Regions from separate parts of the Mus musculus genome. Here region 2 is linked to region 1. The links are chromatin contacts, found by Hi-C or POLR2A ChIA-PET in ENCODE. All regions are on one chromosome and are shown on one strand. The core of a region is the stretch at or near the end of the contact, and the rest is flanking DNA. Distances in the headings are between cores, read along the strand shown. Region 1 has its middle 8.0 kb from the start of 2810030D12Rik. Region 2 holds the start of Adprhl1 (ADP-ribosylhydrolase like 1).

The links. Hi-C counts contacts between places; a loop is a spot of excess contacts on that map. ChIA-PET counts read pairs that join two places held with the same protein, here RNA polymerase II (POLR2A).
Region 2: a loop to region 1 is called in a map of heart, with 2.6 times the contacts of the local background. The contact joins the promoter of Adprhl1 here to the enhancer-like site in region 1. A Hi-C loop is called at or near these places in 6 of 37 maps with a recorded cell type or tissue (gastrocnemius, heart and v-Abl transformed pro-B cells). POLR2A ChIA-PET finds 5 or more read pairs at or near these places in 1 of 5 experiments (embryonic stem cell).

Annotation. Positions count from the first base shown.
Region 1 is chr8:13,206,992-13,210,475 of GRCm38, reverse strand. No RefSeq gene overlaps it. Among named protein-coding and RNA genes, the nearest start is that of 2810030D12Rik, 8.0 kb to the right of the region's middle. Within about 2 kb of position 1,675, at least 1 of the 3 ENCODE cell types and tissues checked has a DNase peak (open chromatin) inside an H3K27ac peak, as active enhancers do; it is heart, where a contact is called at or near this core.
Region 2 is chr8:13,252,586-13,256,242 of GRCm38, reverse strand. Adprhl1 (ADP-ribosylhydrolase like 1) reads left to right here and starts at 2,081. Exons shown (of 7, transcript NM_172750.4): 1 at 2,081-2,425. The coding sequence starts at 2,215. It overlaps Dcun1d2 (DCN1, defective in cullin neddylation 1, domain containing 2 (S. cerevisiae)), which reads left to right. Exons shown (of 7, transcript NM_001024504.2): 7 at 1-280.

The DNA of each region.
Region 1 (3,484 bases), core at 426-2,925:
ATAAATAATAATAAATAAATAAATAATATTTAAATAACCAGTACCCCGGAGCTCTTAACTCTAGCTGCATATGTATCAAAAGATGGCCTAGTCGGCCATCACTGGAAAGAGAGGCCCATTGGACACGCAAACTTTATATGCCCCACTACAGGGGAACGCCAGGGCCAAAAAGAGGGAGTGGGTGGGTAGGGGAGTGGGGGTGGGTGGGTATGGGGGACTTTTGGTATAGCATTGGAAATGTAAATGAGCTAAATACCTAATAAAAAATGGAAAAAAATAATATTTAAAAATTAATAAAAATAAAAACAAACAAACAAACAAAACACAGTGCAGCCCTGACATTGGTGGACAGGATTCAGTAGGGGTGGGAGAGGCTGGGAGCCAACACTGTCTTTTGCCTATGCTTTCAGACAGCTGTAAGTAAGGCTTTGGCTTAAGGAGTGGCAGGGGTGGAACTGGCTGTTGATAAATGTCAACAGCTTCTAAAAATAAACAGGCCAGAGTCCCAGTGCTCAGAACTTGTGAGGTTAGTCCCCACTGGAGTGCAGGCCACCCTTTATGGGCATCTGAGCTTCTTGCTTTGACCTTACATCAAGAACAAGAACCCTAATTAAGTCAGCTTCATTCAGGGTTAGTCCCTGGCTTCCCAGTGCCACCTCCAGTCTACGCCACAAAGACACCAGGCTGCTACTTGACAAATGGCCAAGCTGCCCGCTGTGCTTGACGTGTGTGTTTACGACACACCAGTCCCCAAGATTATGTACCAGATGCTAATGCACAGGGAGGGCATGGCTTGCTATAGGTGCATGCTTGTAATCCCAGCATCCAAGAGTCTGAAGCCGGAGAATCACCAGAAGTGTGAAACCAGCCAGGGCTATGTAGTCTGACTATCTGAGTTCAATACCTGAACCCCACACTGTGGAAGAGATTGTTGGATAAGAGAACTGTCTCCAGGGAGCTGCCCTCTGACTTCCACATGTGTGTGTGCAAGAACATGCATGTGCACCTGTGCATGTATATGTGCACACAGGCACACAATAAATAATAACACAAATGAATGTAAAACAAAGAAATAAACCCAAATCAGGGAGATGGGCAGGAGCAGGGGGAGAGGTTGGTCAACCAAAAGCAAGCATGTTTGAAAAATGTCACGAGGGCACCTGTTACTTTCTATGCAAATCAAAAATATTAAATTAAACTTAAGCTAGATTGAGAAAGAAGGGCAGGCGTGCAGCTGGCAAGCTGACGGATGCTCTCCAGGCTGCTCTGGCCAGCTGACAGGGGAGAGGCAGGGAGAGTCGCATTCTCCATGGGGGAGGAGCCTCTTGGCACAGATGTTCCCTGTGGGGAGGAGCAGGTGACTTCTTCAAGGAACAGGGTGAGGCTGACAATTCTGCATTTTCCGGAGGCCTGACACCACCCAGGATTCCGTTAAACCCACCAAGACATAGACCCAACCCTGGAAGCTGGACCAAGCCTTTCTCAGTGTCTCATTTCCAAGGCTGATAAATACTGCAACCTATTAGTTTTCATATTTAGGTATCTCAGAAGTAGCATTTCCTTACAGGGACCACAGTCTCCAAATGTGCTTAGTCACTGTTCTGCAGCAGGGCAAGAAAGCCAGAGGCACTGTTGTCCCTAGATGGTCCCACTGTTCCTGTGTCTAAACAGACACTGCCAAGGCTGGCTGCTCACACCCAGAAGGTGGCAGTCAAAGCCTGTACCCTGCTCCTTCAATTCTCTCTCTCTCTCTCTCTCTCTGAATTATTTATTTTATGTACATGAGTATACTGTAGCTATTTTCAAACACACCAGAACCAGAAGAAGGCATCAGATCCCATTATAGATGGTTGTGAGCCACCATGTGGTTGCTGGGAATTGAACTCAGGACCTCTGAAAGAGCAGTTGGTGCTCTTAACCACTGAGCCAGCCCCTCCTCTTCTTCAAGATATAGTCTCACTAGGTGGCCCAGGTTGGCCATGAACTCCTATATAGCCCAGGCTGGCCTCAAATTCATAATCCTTCTGCCTCAGCATCCCTAGTCCAGGCATGACTAGCTATACCTGATCTATACGTGATCTAGTCATGAGCCGCCATGACTAGCTATACTGGTCTATTTTAACATTTTATTATCACTGTGTGTGCACATGTGTGTGCTCGTGTGAGTGTGGGTGTATGAGTGCCACACTGTGTGTGTGAAGGTCAGAGGACCACTTTCAAGAGTCGATTCTCTTCTTCCACTGGTTTTGGGGCAGGGTTTCCCTTCTTGTTTCTGGCATGTAGTGTGCTCCAGGTAAGCTGGCCCAAGAGCTTCTGTCTCCATCTTTCGTCTTGACATAGAGCTGCTGGGGTTACAGATGTCAGCCATTGTATCTGGCTTATTTACACGGGCTCTGGGGATGGGGCTCAGGCCATGAGGTTATGTGAACATTTGGTTTTTTAACCTCCTGAGCCTACTTGCTGGCTCTGTTTTAATTTTTATTATTTCTCTTTATTTTGAGACAGGACCTCATGTCTCAAACCCAGGCTGGCCTCAAACTCCTATCAAATCAAAACCATAACACTTTCTCTCTCTCTCTCCCTCTCTCAGAGAAGATAAGAGACGTTTATTTTGGAGATAAATGTGAGTGACCATGGCCGTGACCATGGAACCCAGAGAGAGTTAGTTTCCCCTAAATTCTGGGTTAACAGTGTGGAAGCAGTTTTACGAAGTTTCTCTAGTAATGGAATAAAGTCATAAATAAATAAAAATGAATCAAGGTGCTTTTCAAATACATTGTTGGGAGCATCAGAGAGGCTGGCTACAGGAAAACAGAGAACCCTGTTGTAGGCCTCACGTACTGATGGTACCTTCGGGTTTGGGCTGGTGGAAGCGAGTGAATATTTTCCAAAGGGAACCTGGTTCTCTATGCATTCCAGGTGCTCCACCTCTGTCACATAGCTTCGAGGACTGTCAGGAGAGATTAAAGATGGCCTGAGATAAGTTGGCTCTGAACTTGCAACATTCCAACCTCTCCACATTGGTTGATCAGTCTCCTCGCAGAAGGTTCAACTTGAAAAAGCAACTCCTTTCTGGGAAATTTCGTGCATATTCCCCAAGAACTGTCAAAACCTAATTGAGATAGGCATACATTTACATGAAATGTAGAAGTCAAAAAGAAAAAAGAAACAATATCATCTCGTTATCCTGAAGCCATGGGAGGAGAGGCAGGGTGTGTGGTGGGAATATCTGGATGACAGTCCTTCCACAGGACTGCTAGGGAAATGTGCTTTTCCTTTGGCTTTCCATGACAGGGCTGTGTTCTGTCTGGTCATGCTGTCCAGAGGTGGAGAACCACAGTGACCCAAACTCTGAACCAGAGAGGTCTTCTGTCCCCCAGGGAATTGTCAATAGGTTGTCTGCCTAGCTTTTTCTTTTCCTACTCCTCTCCCCACCCCTGCCTCCTTCCCCTCCCCCTCTCCCCTCCCCTCCCCCTCTTCTCTC
Region 2 (3,657 bases), core at 832-3,331, 45 kb before region 1:
GGAGGGGAGAAGTGACTTCTCCAGTTGTCCTCTGACCTCCACACATGTGCCATGAAATGCATGTACTCCCCACACACATGTACTCACACAGTAAAACAAATAGGCAAACAAGCATAAATAAGTTAAGTTCTATGGGATTGTCAATAGGCTGTGACATACCAGTAATTGATAAAGGCTTTTTAAACAATTGTGCTTTCTGTTCTCTTATTTACACTTGAATTGTGCATGTTACAGAAATGCTGAAAACTTCAGACATAGTAAATAAAATATTTTCCCTGGTGTTGTGATGTCCTTTATTCTTGGTTGCACAAATACCTACCTGTGCACATCAAGGTCCTGGGCTTTGTCTTGGAGCAACAGAAAGAGCCTCTGTAGTGACAGCAAGCAAGCCCTTGCCACATTGCATCCTCACCAGGTAAGTAGCATGTTGGAGACAGACAGACAGCTCCATCCCTCCAGGTCGCTTTCTCTGCCCAATATGCTGGAATGTGGGGGCCGTCTATCAGAATATGCTACTACAGCTAAGATTATATCTAGAACATATTTACCCAACACCACAGGTTTAGGAGATGCATGTAATCTGTTCCACTTCCCAGAGGAGACAGCATACTCCTTGTCTAAGTGACGTAGGTGCTGAGTTGTGGTAGTTTAAATGTTCAGTGCAGTTCATACTTGATGCTCTGTGGGCGCAGAAGTCAACTTCCCAGCTTCTTTTGCTGTGCCTAGCATCCTGTAACAGAAGGGGCTCTGTGAATGTCAGGTAGACAGACTAGTGAGGCAGCCTTATCTTGTGTGTGATTTTGACCGAATAGTGTAGAAGTGGTTTCCAAACATCCACAACAAAGCCTCTCCCAAGAGTCCTTGGACCTCACTCCTTGAGCCAGGTCACACTTGTCCATAAGTTGGTACACCGTAAGTGGGAGCTGGCTCCTGCTGGCTTCTGCTGTTTGTCTGTCTGGATGGGAGCTATGTACCTTCTGGATTTGTGGGACTGCTTCAGACTGAGAGTTGGGCCAGCAGGAAGGGCGTCTTGTTACACACTAAAGTTCTTTCCAATTGTATTCTAAGTCCAAGTGATGCACTGCCAATTCTGGGTGACAGATTTACGTCACAAGAGGGCCAGCAATGTCTGAGGCTGCAAGGTTTGTGCTTGAGACAGGGTATAGGGAGGTGGTTGACCTAGGTCATTTCAAACCAAGAAGCCTGGCTTTATAAAGTGCACCTATCCATCCTCATTATTTAATAATTCCATGAGCAGGCAGTGATGTTTACAACAAGTGAAGTTTGTTTGTATAGACACGCATCACTAAAGGTTAGCACTGGAGCCCCTTACTGGACACTAAGTTGTGAGAGAACACTTTTTCACAGGAGCTGGGAGTTCTCGTTCTTGTAAGGTTTTCTCTCATGTCATGGTTTTAATGGAACTGAGGATCAGACCAAGGGCCTTGTATACATTAGGTAACATTGCTCTGTCGGGTCTACTGCAGCCCACAGCCCTCAATTTTATAATAAGGGATGGGTTTTGTTTGTTTTTTGTTGTTGGTTTTTTTTTTGTTTTGTTTTTTTTGTTTTGTTTTTGAGGCAGGGTTCCTCTGTGTAGCCCTGGCTGTCCTGGAACTCACTCTGTAGACCTGGTTGGCCTCAAACTCAGGGATCCACCTGCCCCTGCCTCCTGAATGCTGAATGCTGAAACTAGAGGCGTGTATCACCACTGCCCAGCCAGAAAAGTTTTCTAAAAGCATAAAACTACAATGGGTGGGCCTCAGTTTTATGCTGAGTGAAAGAGGGCAGACAAGAAGGGGCAAAAGGAGTGTGTCTGTCTGAAGGTAGGGCAGAGCAGATGGTCAAGGAACCGGGATGGAGCAGTATGTTCTCATTGTGGTATGTCGCTCTGCCAGCAGGGGGCACAACTCACCAAGGTGCTGACAGAGTAGCACAGCTCACGGGCTCTGAGCTGGGCTGAGCTGGCTGGGTGTACACTGGTGCCAGCAGACTCCTTTGCTGGAGAGCCAGCGTGTCCCAAACAGCTCCCACGTGGTGAGCTCTGAGCCTTTATCTCATTGGTGCCACCTGCCAAGGCAGGGAAGGAACGCCTGGTCATTTGGAGAGTGCTGGATGGTGATACAATGACCAGTATAAATGTCAGCGGGGCTGGCTAAGGGTGGCCAGGAGAGGACAAAGGCAACCGCAGGGTAAGAGGGGTCACCTTCCAAGATGGAGAAGTTCAAGGCTGCAATGCTGTTGGGGAGTGTTGGAGATGCCCTCGGCTATGGAAACATCTGCAGGGAGAACAGCGTTTTAGGCTCAATCCAGGAGGAGCTGCAAAAGACAGGGGGGCTGGACAGCCTTGTGCTCTCACCTGGGAGGTGGCCAGTGAGCGACAACACCATCATGCACATGGCGACTGCTGAAGCCCTGACCACAGGTAGGACTGACTGGCGTATTCGTGGCTCCAAGTGTGCTGGGGTAGAAAGACAGGCCACCTGGGTTGATAGCAAACCAGTACCAAGAACCCTGAAGGTGGTGTCTTAGAGCCCTGTGTTACCTGACACTGTTGCTGAAGGCAGGGATTTAATATTCCCCCAAGACCTGGAGCCTGAGAGGCAGCGGGCAGGTCATGTTTCTCCTGAGTGTCTTTAGGGGACAGCAGCCCTTGGCAGATAATTAAGCTCCTGGTTCTGAACAGTGTTCGCTTGTCTCTGTGTTAGGTGAGCAACCCTCTAGGAGCTGCTCTGCAGGGCGGGGCAGGGGTGGGGGAGACAAAGCACAGACAGACATAGGTGCACTGCAGAGGCTGAGCATCTTATTCTAAGTCTATAAAGAAGAGCTTGAAATGTGGGCCCACTGAGATAACATTGTTTGGGGGTGGCATCTCCGATCCAAATAATTAAGGTTGAGCTGTCTGTCCGAGCGATCCAGTTTGGGCGTAATTTATGAGTAAATTGTCTAAGGAAGAGTTTTGGACATGGAAGAACAAAGCTTGTTTCCTAAGGAGCTAAAATCAACAAAATGTTACCTGGATTTCAGAGACGCGCCCATATACAAGCGCCGTGTGTCTTTTCTCGACACAGTGTGATGGTAATACCCTGCAGGTCTGGCATGCCATCGTTGCAAAACTGAGGCCTGAGGCCAGCAGTTGAGCCAACAGACCCCACATACGCATTCCCTGCTCTGTCCGTCTGTCGTGAGCACGCCCAGCTTAGTTCTGTGGTCACTGTATAGGAATGCCACCAATGCCGTGTCTCTAAATAGAGCAGACACACATTGATAAGATATGGTGTCACAGCTTGTTGAAAATGGTGAAGCATCTTTCTGAGTGTACCTCATGATGAAACGCAGGTATTTATGGATTCTGTGGTCATTGTATAGGAATATCATCAACTTGCCCCTGAATAACGAGGCAGAAGAAAGCACACTGCTGAGGTGCTTTCACCACACTACGGGGATCGAGATGCTTCGAAAGTATTATGAATTCCAAATCTTTATTTCCTCTCATATTTTGGGGGCATACTTATCTGCTTTTATGGTCGATAGTACAGCTCAGAGCACACCACAGCTCACAACCTCTGGAGAACAGGACTTAAAACTACAGTCAGAAGCCGGGCGTGGTGGCGCACGCCTTTAATCCCAGCACTTGGGAGGCAGAGGCAGGCAGAT